Regions from separate parts of the Homo sapiens genome. Here region 2 is linked to region 1. A link is a loop called in an ENCODE intact Hi-C map of the cell type or tissue named here. Cell type or tissue: mammary epithelial cell. All regions are shown on one strand.

Region 1 (8,000 bases):
AGGTAGACTAAGAAAAAAAGAGAGAAGACTCAAATTAGTAAAATGAGAAATGAAAGTGGGGCTATTACTACCATATTGTACAGAAATAAAAAGGGTAATATTAATAAAAGTACTGTGAATAATTGTATGCCAACAAATGGATAATCTAGATGAAATGGACAAATTCCTAGAAACACACAATCTACCAAGACTGAATCATGGAGAGAAAATCTGACTAAACCTATAACTAGTAAAAAGATTGACTCTGTAATCAAAAACCTCTCAACAAAGAAAAGCTCTGAATAAGATGGCTTTACTGGTAAATTCTACCAAACATTTAGAAAAGAATTAACATTAATCCTTCTCATACTCTTTCAGAAAATCAAAGAAAATAGAATACTTTCTAAGCCATTCTAAGAGATCAGTATTATCCTGATAACTAAAGCCAACACTACAAGAAAAGAAAACTATAGACCAACACCATTTCTCAGCTGCTGGCAGGTTAGGCATTCACCAGTGGCAGTGACTAAACCAGCCTTGGTAAAAGAGCGCCCCTGCTGCTGGAGCACACTGAACCTTCATGCCTGCCATCATGGCTCCTGTGCTCATGGGTCTATTGCACCAGCACTGGAATCCACAACGTAAATCACTAGCACCTTAGAGTCTTCAGTAAGCATTAACATGAGAGACAAGGCTCCTTCCACTTTGTGGCCATTCTCATAGGCCCATCCATATGCCTCTTCTCCAAAATTGATTTCTACCTTTTCAATCTTGGTTCCTTCCAAGCTCCTGACCAATCAGCCAACCCATTTGCCACTGCTCAGGAGCCTGTGTATATCTGTATGTCATGCCATTTCTCCCTTCACACAGAGTGAACAACCAAGTGCATTACTGACACTGGAGTGTTCTCCTTTGCCGCTCTCTTTAGGATTACCCCTGAATGGGATGCAGTGCAATAGTGGTCCATTTTCTGCTCATACCAACATATGAAGCTAATTCATGTGTGAATGAGGGCCAAATTTTTCTCTTAGTGGTTTTAGAGACCTACTCCACCCCTAGATGAAGAGTTGAAAGAGAAGTACCAGTGTAATGTACTAGGTTACATGGCAGTCTGGGCCATCTGTTCATGTTATATACTGATGCCCTTTGGTCTTCCTTAAGCCAATCACAAATGGACCATTTCCTTTGTATAACAGATGGCTGCTGTACCTCCCAACCTTCTGACTCAGTTGATGTGACCCTGTTTGTTTTGGGCACCTCTGATCGCACAGTTAAATGATGTCCTGTAGCCAGGGCCTCACTCTAACTAGGTCTGCCCCACACCTGGGGCTGCTTTTCAAACCGGAGTCATTTTCTGCTGTGGAAAGCAGAGCTTTGCTCTGGAACCCTAAGGCTCTGCATTGCAGTTCTCTTCCTGGCCTTGCCAGAGCATCACACAGCATCTTTGTCTACCATAAATACCCAACCTTGATGTGATATACCAGGTCACATGGCCTGAACAGCAGGGCAGTTTGCACCACAGCCTGGAGGACCTGCTACAGAGACCTCTGTTGCTCTGGGACCTACTCAAAACTATCACAGCAACATTCCCAAATATAGCAGATACTGCCTCCAAAAGATGAAGAGTCCTGCTAGCACTGTGCCTAGAAGATGCAAGGTGCAACACCTGTCCTTTCCTGTAGCGGGGAGATCCCAGAAAGCCTCAGGCCGTTGGATCTATTAAAACTTTTCCAACATGGCAACCTCTGAATTTTTGTGGCATGCGTTTGATTTACTGGGATATCCAAAATACTTTCCACTTCCTATTCACCAGGTCTTTTTGGTATAATGTTATTAATACAGTGGGCCTGTATGATGTTCTGTGAAATATCCGGTCCTTGCCGACTTTGTGACAGAAAACAAAGTGAACAGCTTCAGGACGTGAGCAATCACAGGCTGCTGTCCTTCCCACCTAAAAGCAAACTACTTTTGACCCTTCTTACTAATGAGGATTGAAAAGAACACATAGGCCAGATCAGTAACCACAACCATAACCATGTAACAAATGCTAGATGATTTGTTGGTCTGCTCCAGTAGACTCTACATCTTGCACAACAGTTGAGGTTGGAACTACCACTTAAGTTTACAGTGGTCCACTGTCATTTACCACAGTCCACCTCATTATTGTAAGAGGCACTCAGATAAACAGAATGAGGATCTAGTGGAGACTATCACTTGTGCAGTCCGTAACTCTGATGGCTGATCTCTGCATTTTCTCCTGGTGTGCAATACTGCTTCTGACTTACCATCTTGGCCCAGGTGTAAGGGGTGAAATTTCAGGGACTCCCACTTAGCTATTCCCACCATGGTGCTGAGAACATTATGAAAGTTCTGTCAGCTGCTTTTTCAAATCTTTTAAAGCAATTAGCCAAAGCCAGTAAACACTACAATCATTACAATTACCACTGCCCCTCTCTTGTTCATTTGCCACCACTACTATGTAAGGCATTGCCTCACTACTCTGTGTCTCATCCCTATTCATACCTGTAGTCCTTATCACCATTTTACTAGTGAGTGAGTCTGTTTCAGAGTCCCATCCTGTGTTTCTGATCTCTAGGACCAATCTCAGTGTCCATATTTTAGCCTGGGTTCTCCCTCCAGAAATCAGAGCCTAAAACGAGGACTCATTGACAGGTGTCTTTCTTGAGGTATGATCCCAGGGAACAAGCTGGAGAAGTGAAAGAGAGGAGGCCCGTGCAGTGTCTAATTAAGCTGTCACTACTGTGGGCAGTGGGGTAGATCTCTCTGGAACCCTCTGAAGAGCTGTGTAAAACACACCACAGACTTCTCCTCTCAACGGACTGAAGAGGGGAGCTTTTATCCTGCAGCTTCTGTGCTCCGTTAGTCAACAAGTGGCCTTTCGGGTGTCCATCCCACACACCCGTGGCTACACATGTGCATGTGCCACACAGCAGCATCCAAGAAGCCCAGGGTGGAAGGCAAGAGATACACAGTGCAGCTGAGGCAAGGGACTGTGGGGTCACTCCTGTGGGGAGCCAGTTGCTATGGCAATGTCAAATTGGGCTGAGAAAACAGGAGGCTGGGCACAAGACACAATATCCTTTTGTCTTTAGTTTGGGGCCTTAAGCTGAAGTTCAGGGAAAAATGGGAGGAATCCCATTCAACAGCTTGTTACAGAAGACTAAGTGGTCTTACGTTATACTGGAAGTTATTCGTTACCTGAGATAAAAAGTCACCACTAACAGTGCTGATACCCCATTTGATTGGCTATTTGTGTTGTCATCGCACAAAAGAACCATTGTTTTGACAATACCAAACTTATTAGCCTATGAGACTATTTTATTTAAAGTGTGTCTAATAATACTTAATTGGTCTAAACTGATGTTTTTTCCCCAAACCAAATTCTTAGTACTAAACTTGGAGATTCAAATCACATATAACTTCATTACTAATTTCTTTCGTACTTATCCAGTTCAAATGTAACTCTTTTTGTTTTTAAGTTATTACTAGATATTTTGGAACTATGGTTTTTCAAAAGTTCCACTTTTCAATTAATACTTCCTTTTTAGTAAGATTTAAAATTTTATTTTTAACTAACCTATTTTTAGTGAGATACAGAGTATATGCTTGTAATCTTGAATTCTAGAGTTTTAAAATGGAATGTAGTTTTCTTATATTTAGAAAAAGTTCTTAAAATATTTCTTGTGAATTGTGGAATCTTTTTCATATACTTGTATCATTTTAAAATATATGTTTAATTTAGTAATATAAGACATGAAGGCTGTACAAAGACTGAAAATACAGATTTTACTGGTCATATTTTTCCACAAATTAAGAGATTGTTTATGTAGTCATCTATGTAATGTCGTTACAAATATAATTACAAAGTTGAAAAACAGGTTGACAATTGCATTTCACAATATCTCGTGTAGAGGGCAGCAGAGAGCTTAGATTTTGTTTTCTCTTTGCCTGTAGTATGGCTTCCCTAGTCTAATTTCCAATTGCTTGTTATTGTTCCAGGTAAAAGTAGATAATAATGCCTAGACCAAAAAAAGTAATGATTATTCCTAAGCTCTAATTTATTTCTAAATTCCAAGCAGTTTTTCACTTGAAAGGGGAGAACAAGTAACCTAACACTCCTTTTCTATACATAAGAGAAACATCTTTCTCTTTACCTTTACATAACTCAGTTACGTTTATAAATTCTAGATGTTCTATAGAAAGAAAAGACGCTAACCAATCTGTGCCTCAGTTACGCCGTTTGTAGAAAGTTATACAAATAGTTGCTGTTGGCCAGGCAGGGTGGCTCATACCTGTAATTCCAGCACTTTGGGAGGCCAAGGCAGGCAGATCACTTGAGACCAGGAATTCGAGACCAGCCTGGCCAACATGGTAAAACCCCATCTCTACTAACATTACAAAAATTAGCCAGGCGTGATGGCACACTCGGGAGGCTGAGGCATGAGAATCACTTGAATCCAGGAGGCAGAGGTTGCAGTGAGCTGAGATTGTGCCATGGCACTCCAGCCTGGACAACAGAGCAAGACCCTGTCTTTAAAAAAAAAAAAAAAGAAAGAAAGAAAAAAACTCTTCTAAACTTACACAACTGGAACTATTTTATTATCTTTTTACCTACCCCATGTCTTGTTATAAAAAGGCTATAAGGCAGCTAATCTCTCAACCGTTTTTATGGTTTCCTCCTCTATAAAAGTATTGGCAATTTAGTGAATACTGCTAGCCTGGGACTCAGGAGACTTTGGTTTTAAACTTAGGTCTACTGTTAACTTAGGTCACTAACATATACTGAGCACCTAGTGTGTCTCAGAACATGTGCTAAAGGTTTTATATGGGTTATCTTCATCTGGACAGTGTCACAACAGCTGAGCAGAACAGAGTCATCAGGTCTGTTAAGCCACTGATTAACAAGGTACCTTTGGACAAGTTTCTTAAACTTGGTCAGTCCTAGTTTCCTCCTTCTCTAAAATTGAGATAATAAGTACTTCATAGAGTTGATTAAGATAACATGTATAAAGCTCTAGCACAAAGTAATTGAGATAATAAGTACTTCATAGAGTTGATTAAATAACATATAGAACTCTAGCACAAAGTAAGACCTTAAATTTTTCTTCTATTTTTCACCACCACCCATTAAGTTTCCTTATGAGAAAACTGAAGAGGATGGGTGAATGATCTCAGAGGGCCTGTTTAGTCCTCTGGTTTTATGCAGCATTGTGACAAGACTCAAGATTCTTGAGTCCAGTTGAACTTCCGCATGTTCATCATTCCTTTTTTAGATGCTGTCTACATTTAGACCCCAAACCTGCACATTCAAAATGAAACTAAGATTTTAGTGTTGGTGAGCTGGGGCTTTTGTGAACATGGCTGTCATCAGTATACCCTATTTGTTTTCTATTTCTGTATTTACATATAAAGACTTCTACCTTTACCTCTTGGGTCCCCAGCTGAAGGAGAGAATGAAAGATACCCCTTCTCATTATCTTGGCTCATTTCTGTTGGAACTAAGTGGAAAAACAGTTTCAAGAAAGACATCGGGTAAGAATCCCAGGAGAACTCCTAGCTGCTTCTTTCCTAACTCCCACTGCACATAATCCTTTATTCCCTTAGAAACTATGTGGCCGTAAAGTATTGGCCTTACTTACGCCATATTTTAACTGATGAAGCTAACTGAACCAGACTGCTGGGGTCTAGCCTAGGCTGTTCATATTAGCTCTGAGAATGTAGGTAGATCACTGTTCTTAAAATTAAGAGTAAAATTAGGAGTCCACAATCGCTCAGGTGCTTCTACTTTCATGCTATATGGAAATATCTTCTACAGTCATCCACTCTTAAGGCCAACCACATCACACATACTGCCCAGGACAGACTGGACAATAGAGTAGATGATGAAACAGAGCCAATCTCCATTACTTTAAAAAATAAACTCAAAGCAGAAAGATGAATTATTACCACATCTCGTGTATAAAACACACATAGCTACAGAAGGGCAGTGGTGGTCCTTCCTGCAAGAAGTAGCAACTCTCCTGCAAACCTTAGGCAATTACTTTTTATAGATTATTTGTCTTTATAAATAGTCTGCACCCACTATTCTTCTGTATTCACTCTTCAGCCCCTGTAATTTGCCTCTGTCTTTACTCCACTGAAATAGCACACTTGAGATCCTCATTAAACTTGTAATCACTAAATCCGTGGCTTTTTTCATACCCTCCTTAACCTCTTTGCTGTAATTAACATTTTTTTCTTCCCTTGGCTTTTGCTTTGTTTCTTTCCTTCTAACTATTCCTTTTGCAGAATTTTCCTTCCCTTGGCTTTCCTCCAAAGTTAGATCCTTGGACCATGTTCTTTTTGTCCAAATTTTCTCTCCCAGTCATCTCATTCACTCCCATAGCTTCGATTTTTATCTCTGTATCTGACTCTCCAGTCTAAATCTAGCCTCCAGCCTCTTTCAGGTTTTTGTCCAACATTTCCAACTACCAGCAGAATATTTTCATTTGCATGTTCTTCCACCGCCTCACACTCAGTATATCTAAAATGTAACTTAGAATTTTCTTTCAAAGCTTGTTCCTTCTTATTTCTTGATTTGCACTAACAGTTACCCCTCCTATTTAAAGAATTGTAGGCGTCTGTGACTTCTTGCTTATATCCTTTTCCTTCTTCCCTACTGGTCCTACTTTAGGCAAAGTTCTTGTTGCCCGACTGTGATTTTTGCATGATGTTTTCAGTCATCTTTCAACCATCTTAAACACCAGTCACATATATCTTATTACAACATAGCTCTCATTATCTCTCTCACCTATTGAGTACATCCATCTGTTCCATCTTTACGCACAGCCCGTGATCTCAGTGTGGGCTCACTCCCTTGTCCTCCTTGAAATTTTCTCTTGTTCAAATCTATGAAAAATATTACATTCAAGGCCGCACAGACATAACATCTTAAACCTCTTCCTGGCATTGTTCCCAGCCGTGTCTTAGCTTAGAAAACTACCTGAAGTGGTTTCTCTTCCAGAACTCCTGTAGCACTTATTAGCTACACACCTTAGTTTTGAATTTGCAAAAGCTATCTTCTGTTATCTCTTCATGTGGCCTACCTTTACACAATGGTCTCTTTAGCAGATATGAAGCCTATTTTTTTTTATTACCCAAGTATCTAGAATAGTGACTTTTATATAATAGATTTATCTGATTCTATAAATCCTCAGACTAGAAATATTTTTCCAACATACTACCATCATATTATAGTAGTTTATAGTGTAAAATTTTACCATTCCAAATAGAATAACGAATTTTGTGTTTAAAAGGAAATCTGCTTCACAGCAGGCCTGCCAAGCCAACAAAAGTAGTGTTGTTCCATAGAGGAAAAGACTTAGGCTAGAAATTTGGAGACTGTCACTGGTCACTGTCATTATTGTCACTTCACCTCTGTTAGCCTCATTTCTTCACCTGTAAAATGCAAGACTTTTTAAGCAGTCTTTTGACCCTGTTCGAGCTATATCAAGATCAGTTAATTCAGTCTAGAGAAGGACCCTGTTATATTATACACTTATATATAATATATACACAATTACATACTATGTATACAATATAGAGAACAGAAATCACCTTTGTTATAAAATATCTAGTACACAGATAATCAAGTTTTTAAAAAGATCCAGAAAAAATATCTACCTCTAAGAAATACTGAATTTTGAAATCTGAAGTAGCCCAGTTTACCCGTAACCTCATGGGAGATTTTCTTCTGGAAGAGAGGTAACAGAAGTGCACCTGCTGTATTTACCCTGCTAGTCTTAAGAAAAAGTGGGAACTATTTAAAGACTTAGATAATCTATTTTATAATTGTGAATATGCTTGCACTTCTGTAAAATAAAAGCAGGTTTCCTGGAAAATTAGGCTTTTCTTCATTATATATGTTGATTCAGCCCTATCGAATAAGAATTTCTATTTCCTTATTTGAGTTGTCAAGTTGTCCATACTGAACTTATTCCCATGCAATAGGGTTTTATGGG
Region 2 (8,000 bases), 430 kb after region 1:
TCTGCAGTAAGGATCGCATCACTTAGCATGGTATCCAGTAGGTAGTTTTTTTGACTGGCCCCCGCACCCCTGGACTCTCTCCCTCTGAGAATCTGCATTTTTCTTTTTTTCAGGATCCCTAGGTTTGAAGGAATCTGCATTTTAACAAGACTCTAGTTGCTTCGTACAGACATTAGACTCATTCCTCCTCCTCACTTTCTGTTGGACCATTCTCTCAGCAATCTGTAAACTGTAATCTGCTCCATTAAAAAAACCAAAACATCGATCCACATCCCTCTCCACTGCTTCATTTGCAAGCTCCAGGTTCTGCCTTCCCATTCTCTCTCAAACCTGCTCTGATCTTTGTCCAGCTCCTCACCGACCCCTTCACGGAGGCCCCCAGTGCACCTGCGCAGTGAGGTCAGCTTCGCAGGGGCCCCCAGTGCACCCGCACAGTGAGGTCAGCGTTGGCTCTTGGCCTCTCTTCCCTGCGACTCTGCCCGGGCACCAGCCAGTCCTCATTCCCTCCCTACTGCTTTTTTTTTTTTTTTTTGAAACAGGGTTTTGCTCTGTCACCCAGGCTGGAATACAAAAGTGCAATCATAGCTCACTGCAGCCTTGACCTCCTGGGCTCAAGGAATTCTCCCACCTCAGCTTCCTTGGTAGCTGGGACTACAGGCACACCACGCCCAGCTAATTTTTTGTATTTTTTGTAGAGGCAGGGTCTCACCATGTTGTCCAGGCTGGTCTCAAGCCATCTGCCCGCCTTGGCCTCCCAAAGTGTTGGGATTACAGGCGTGAGCCACGTGCCTGGCCATTGCTATTTTTAAAATGTTGTTTCAATTACCCCCAGGGTGTCACTCCCCTTCAGGATGCTTTGGGCCTTCCAGAGTAGGAAGAGTAACAAGAGACCTGGTTCACCTGTGGTGAAGCCAGGAGAGGTGTCATGTTGGTTGAAATGCCTGCAGAACCCTCCTGTTGCTGTGCTCAGGCCAGAAGCTGCACAGAGCATGGGCCGATAAATGCATCCACTCCCCGTGCTTTCCCAGGAGCGCCCAGGCCTGTCCTCAGTATCAAGTCAATCACATTTTCAGCATGGTAGGAGGAGGCAGGTTCTGCAAATGCTGCAGGGTGGGTTAATCACACAGGCCAATCAAGTCCCTGTCGTCACCACGATTGGCAGAGGCCAGCCCTCACTCCCATCTTGTTTCCTTCTCAGTAAAAATCATGTCACGCAGCCAGGCTTGGTGGTTCACGCCTGTAATCCCAGCACTTTGGGAGGCCAAGGTGGGCGGATCACCTGAGGTTGGGAGTTCGAGACCAGCCTGACCAACATGGAGAAACCCTGTCTCTACTAAAAATAGAAAAATTAGCCAGGTGTGGAGGCGCACGCCTGTAATCCCAGCTACTCAGGAGGCTGAGGCAGGAGAATCGCTTGAACCCGGGAGGCAGAGGTTGCTGTGAGCCGAGATTGAGCCATTGCACTCTAGCCTGGGCGACAGAGCTAGACTCCAACTCAAATAAATAAATAAATAAATAAATAAATAAATAAATAAATATCACACCACATCACTCTTTCCAACTGAAAGAGTGTAATTTAAAAAAGTGTAAAAACTGCCAAATGTAAGTCCACATTATTATCCATTCTTGTAGGAAACGTAATAAATGTGCTCCACAAATCCCCCACCCTCCTAGATACTGGCATTGAATGAGGCGCCCACGTGGGCTCTGCCCTGAACTTTTCTTCCTTCTTGCCCTTCTTCTTTCCTTCATGCCTCTGAGAAGGAAACTCTCCTTCTGCATCTGGAGCTGAGCTCCCCAAGGGCTTCTAAGCCTACTTCCCACACCTTCCGAAGAGCCTTATCCCACAGAGCCCTCACTCCCTCACCGCTGGCTTCCTCCCTCTGTGGGCTCCTTTCCCAGTCTGTAAACATGCCACATGCTCATCCCCTCACTCACCCTCTCGGAGAAAACTACTGTCCTGTCAAACTGCTTTCTTCTTTCCTTTCCTTCACCACACAATGCAGCCAAGGGTGCAGAGAGTTGCTCAGGCCCCTGTGCAGCCCATATCTCCCACCCACTCGCATGGCCCAACCTCCAGTGATCAAATCCAACAGCCGTTTCTGTCCCCAACCTGCCGCCCTTGCCTCCAGTTGAATTTGACAGAGATTACTCTGTCTACATCTTAAAAAAACGGAAACCAATGAAAGAGGCAACACACAAGACTCAATATGGACAGTAATACGATGGAGCATAAGACGGCCATGAAACACGACATTCACAAAGTTTTAAAGAGCATTAGGATTTGCTTGTAAAATAAAGTTAGAGGGCCAAGTGTGGTGGCTCACACCTGTAAACCTAGCACTTTGGGAGGCTGAGGCGGGCGCATCACTCGAGGTCAGGAGTTTGAGACCAGCCTGGCCAACATGGTGAAACCCTGTCTCTACTAAAAATACAAAAATTAGCCAGGCATGGTGGAGGGCGCCTGTAATCCCAGCTACTCAGGAGGCTGAGGTATGAGAATTGCTTGAACCCAGGAGGTGCAGGCTGCAGTGAGCCGAGATTACGCCACTATACCCCGGCCTGGGTGACACAGCAAGACTGTCTCCAAAATAAATAAATAAACAAAGTTAAGGGAAAAACTGCACGTGCAGCATCAGCTCAACCGTATGCATTTTATTTATTTTTTATGTAGGTATTTTTTTTGAGATGGAATCTCACTCTGTTGCCCAGGCTGGAGTGCAGTGGCGCGATCTCAGCTCACTGCAAGCTCCACCTCCTGGATTCACGCCATACTCCTGCCTCAGCCTCTCGAGTAGCTAGGACTACAGGCGCCCGCCACCACACCCGGCTAATTTTTTGTATTTTTAGTAGAGACGGGATTTCACCGTGTTAGCCAAGATGGTCTTAATTTCCTGACCTCGTGATCTGCCCCCCTTGGCCTCCCAAAGTGCTGGCATTACAGGCGTGAGCCACCGCGCCCGGCCCTGCATTTTATTTTTTATTTCTTGAGAGGGAGTCTCACTCTGTCACCCAGGCTGGAGTGCAGTGGTGTGATCTCGGCTCACTGCAGCCTCTGCCTCCTGGGTTCAAGCGATTCTATGCCTCAGCCTTCCAAGCAGCTGGGACTACAGGTGTGCCCCACCACACCTGGCTAATCTTTTTTTTTTTTTTTTTCTGAGACAGAGTCTTGCTCTGTCGCCCAGGCTGGAGTGCAGTGACATGATCTCAGCTCACTGCAACCTCCGCCTCCCGGGTTTAAGCAATTCTCCTGCCTCAGCCTCCCAAGCAGCTGGAACTACAGTCGCATGCCACCATGCCCAGCTAACTTTTTTGTATTTTTAGTACAGACAGGGTTTCACTGTGTTAGCCAGGATGGTCTCGATCTCCAGACATCATGATCCGCCCGCCTCGGCCTCCCAAAGTGCTGGGATAACAGGCATGAGCCACCGTCCCCAGCACGCCTGGACAATTTTTGTATGTTTAGCAGAGATGGGGTTTCACCATATTAGCCAGGCTAGTCTTGAACTCCTGACCTCAAGTGATCTGCCCGCCTCGGCCTCCCAAAGTGCTGGGATTATAGGTAGGGGCCACCGTGCTCAGCCCTATATGCATTTTTAAAGACTAAGGGAAAATAAGAGTGGTTCCATCTGGGTGGTGGAACTATAGATTATTTTTGTTTTCTCCTTTACTATCTTCTGTATTTTACAATAGGCCTTACAAACAAAAGTCTGGGAGATTAAAAGGGACATTTTTCTGGTCTGCCACCTGCTGGTGGATTCTAGCAACGTCCTGGGTTAAATTAAATTCAGTGCTTGCTCCTCCCTCTTCTCACTGTCTGAGCACCCTCCCTATAGTTCCCTCCAGCTTCTTTAGCCTGACTTTTGCCATCTCGTTTCCATTTTGTGATCCTTTCCCTCTTGTCTTGTGTATTTTCTCGTGTAAGTTTTTTTGGTAATATATGTTAGGTCCTCGCTATTTTCAGGTCATTACAATTTTTACCTCTTTGCATCTCTTTTCAGCGACTTCTGCTTTTTTTTTTTGAGACGGCGTCTCGCTCTGTTGCCAGGCTGGAGTGCAGTGGTGATCTTGGTTCACTGCAACCTCCAACTCCCGGGTTCCAGTGATTCTCCTGCCTCAGCCTCCCAAGTAGCTGGGATTACAGGCGGGTGCCACCACGCCTGGCTAATTTTTGTATTTTTAGTAAAGACGGGATTTCACCATGTTGGCCAGGATGGTCTCGATCTCCTGACCTTGTGATCTGCCTGCCTCAGCCTCCCATAATACTGGGACTACAGGTGTAAGCCATCGTGCCTGGGCGAGACTTCTGCTTTGATTGAGCTTAGTAACACACACTCACCATGGGAGCGGGTGTGCTTTTAGGACAAGCTGACAGCCCTGGTGGAAGTGGGTGTTAGTTAAGGCAATCAGAAATCCTGGCAAGTGTAGTACGTGCTCTGGGAGGCAGGTTAAGCCACAATTGGCAATCAATGCCCTTGGTCACATTAGTGAGAACGCCCTGGCAGCCATGTGGAGGGTGGATTTGAGGACTTGGAGAGGTGTATTTAAGACATGGCTGCCACTCTCTAGGAGGAGAGTGAGAGAGCTTGGGCAGGAGTCGCAGTAGGGATGGTGTGGAACAGGCAGATTAGAGAGCCGCCCAGCAGCTGTCCTCTGCAGGGACTCCTTAAGAGGGAGGAGTCATGACTGACCCCCAGCTTTCCAACACAGGTTGGGTGAGCTGTGATGCCACCAACCAAGGCAGGAATGCAGGCCTGTATGTCAGTGGGTTGTGGGGAAGGCTGGGTTTTGAATAAACTGAATGTGAGATGGCCTCAGAACATCCATGCAGAAACGTAAGCAGGCAGTGGAAAGTAAGGGCTAGAGAGAGATCTGAGTGTTACTGACATTAGGGTGTAGCTGAAACCCGAGGCATGGACGACAACGCTTCAGGAGAAAATCCAGAATGACGGAGATGCTGGAGACAGAAGCTGGTACGCATGAGCACGGAGGGCCAGCCTGACAGAGGAGTGCAGAGGCAGAGAAGGAAAAGGCAGAAAGAAAAACCCAGGAGTGCATTATTGCATGTGGCAACAGTCCAGAAGGGGTAGTGATCAGTAAGTGAACTGAAAGGGTCAGTAATCTAAGGGCTAAAAGTACATCACTTGAAATGGCAAGCAGGACGTCACTGGTATCTGAAAGGAAGAGTCTGCACAGAGCAGCAACAACGACGCCAGACTGCGGGGGGTGGGAGGTGCCTATGAGCTGAGGGTATCAAGTAGAGACTCTTCATGAAAGTGTGTATGGGAAAAGATGCTCCAGAGGGAATAATAATGAGAAGGGGCTGCAGGGTGCAAGAGTCAGAGGACAAAATGAGACAATCTAGGTAAGGGCTTAGCACACTATCTCGCATTTACTAAGTGCTCAATGCACATAAAGGGCTTTTATCGCCCATTCATTAACTATATAATAATTTTAAATTTAAATGACAAAAATCAGTCCAAGGAGCCTGCATACCAGTCGGGGAGAAAAACAATCAACAAAATAAATAAATTATATGGTACATTTGCTAATAGCAAATGCTAAGAAGAAAAAATAAACTGGGGAAAGAAGATATCAAATGTTGAAGAAAAGGACACAATTTTAGATAGGGTGGCCTGGGCAGGCCTCGCTGAGAAGGTGGCTTGTAGGTAAAGACCCAAAGGAGGTGAGTAAAGTAACTATAATTAGGGAGTAATAGAAAAATATTAGTTATCATTGCCAGAGCATTCTTCATATATTATTGTTATGGAAACATCTGGTTATTATTCTATTATTGCTACTCTCTTTGCTGCAATTAATGTTCTTTTTTTTTTTTTTTTTGAGACAGAGTCTCATTCTGTCACCCAGGCTGGAGTGCAGTAGTGCAATCTCGGCTCACTGCAACCTCTGCCTCCCAGATTCAAGCGATTCTCCTGCCTTAGCCTCTCAAGTAACTGGGATTACAGGCGCCTGCCACCATGCCAGGCTAATTTTTTTGTTTTGTTTTGTTTTGAGATGGAGTCTTGCTCTGTCACCCAGGCTGGAGTACAGTGGCACGATCTCGGCTCACTGCAACCTCCGCCTCCGGAGTTAAAGCGATTCTCCTGCCTCAGCCTCCCAAGTAGCTGGGATTACAGGCGCATGCCACCACGCCGGGCTAATTGTTGTATTTTTAGAAGAAACTGGGTTTCACCATGTTGGCCAGGCAGGTCTTGAACTCCTGACCTCAGGTGATCCACCCACCTCAGCCTCCCAAAGTGTTGGGATTACAGGCATGAGCCACCGCGCCCAGCCCACGATTAATGTTCTTATAATCACTGCCATCTCTGGGTGTTTAGTAGTTTCAGCAGTGGCATCCAGTAACCACGGTTTCTATTACAAAGGTGCGTGGAATCTAGGAAAACCGGGGACAACAGTGTAACATGCTGTGTCATCATCATCAGCTGGTTTGTAAGGGCAGAAGCAAAGCCAAGTGGAAGCTGATCGTGCACGCAGCTGCTGCAAACACAAAGCTGCTCATGTGTGTGCTGAGGGGAAAGAGGGCAGTCCCAGACTGATCTTTCAGTCCCACCTGTACACGTGAAATAGCCGCACAACAGGACCATCTTCAGACCTAGAGGGCATTGACGCAGGCATCTCTGGAGGAACAGAAAAGTGGTAACTACATCTCAAATCAGTGCAGATGGAGAGTGTGTAATTTAGAGGTCACAAGACAGGAGTGTTTCTACCAGAACACTGATTTGGTGGTTAGAAACAGGAATCCGCTGATGCCATCTGGGAATAATTAAGACGAACGGGAAATTCTTGCTCTGTGCCAAACCGAGCCCAACGCTGAGAGTAAGGTGGGTGTGTAATAAGCACTTACTGGATCACACTGAATAAGAGGATTCAATGTTGCTTGTGACTGATGCATACAATGATTAAAAAGCCTGATCTAGACTAATAATTATTCTTTGCAATTCAGAGAGAAGGATCAAAAAAGGAAAAGAAAGAAAAGGAAAAAAAAGTAGAAAAAGAATCTAAATGCCTGAGGACTCATCCTATCTTTACTCCGTTTAAGAGGCTATAATATTTTTTAAAGCTAAATGTCAAGTGTTTCATTCCTTAAGTCACAGGCTTCCGTGGGTGGATGGGACAGGCCAGAAAAATGGGTTTTAAAGACAAAACCCCATTCTTAAACTCAGGTTAACAGAAGTTTTGTAAATATCTTAGTTACATTTTCTTTTTTTCTTTTTTTTTTTGAGACGGAGTCATGCTCTGTCGCCCAGGCTGGAGTGCAGTGGCGCTATCTCAGCTCACTGCAACCTCTGCCTCCTGGGTTCAGGCAATTCTCGGGCCTCAGCCTCACTGGTAGCTGGGACTACAGGCATGCACCAGCACAGCTGGCTAATTTTTGTATTTTTAGTAGAGATGAGGTTTTATCATGTTGGCCAGGCTGGTCTTGAACTCCCGGCCTCAAGTGATCTGTCTGCCTCAGCCTCCCAAAGTGCTGGGATTACAGGCACGGGCCACCATGCCCGGTCCTTAGTTACATTTTTTACATGTATTTATTACTTGAAGGGGGTCAATACTGAATTTATCTATTAAAACAAACAAAAACCCTCAAGATTAAAACTTGATAGCTTAACTAGCAGTGCTTAGAATATATAAAAGTTTTTATTAATTTCTTGTAAATGCCTGTGTAAACAGATTATAAGTATGTCCTTCTTGGCTACGAAACCAAAAGTGAACCATTGTAATGGCCAAGTAAAAGCTTATGAAGGAAGAAATTAAATGGGCCAACTGCATTTTATAGCTCAAGCTAATAGCAACGTATGTGATATTTTTGTTATTATTATCACAGCCTTACCATGCAGCAGTTACTATAAGATATTTCATATGTTTGTGAAAGTGTGTATGCTATATTATATTCATGCATGGTACATGCTTCTCTAAGGATCCCACAGCCTGATCGCGCAAACGTTATCTATTCTACTTTAAGAGTACAAAGAGTGAAATAT

What was found. Peaks named below come from ENCODE experiments on the same cell type or tissue, not always from the same donor. Only the 100,000 strongest peaks of a DNase experiment are listed, where the experiment ranks them.
Region 2: a loop joins it to region 1, with 6 times the contacts of the local background. A loop is called at or near these places in 55 of 110 quality-filtered maps.

The regions. Positions count from the first base shown.
Region 1 is chr10:5,438,343-5,446,342 of GRCh38, forward strand. All of the region lies in intron 3 of NET1 (neuroepithelial cell transforming 1), which reads left to right. Among named protein-coding and RNA genes, the nearest start is that of NET1, 30 kb to the left of the region's middle. RefSeq lists an enhancer at 3,912-4,081. In mammary epithelial cell, a CTCF peak has its summit at 3,910; a DNase peak (open chromatin) is centred at 3,909; H3K27ac peaks cover 1,853 bases.
Region 2 is chr10:5,869,890-5,877,889 of GRCh38, forward strand. All of the region lies in intron 7 of ANKRD16 (ankyrin repeat domain 16), which reads right to left. Among named protein-coding and RNA genes, the nearest start is that of ANKRD16, 16 kb to the right of the region's middle. In mammary epithelial cell, a CTCF peak has its summit at 3,755 (motif pointing left); a DNase peak (open chromatin) is centred at 3,752.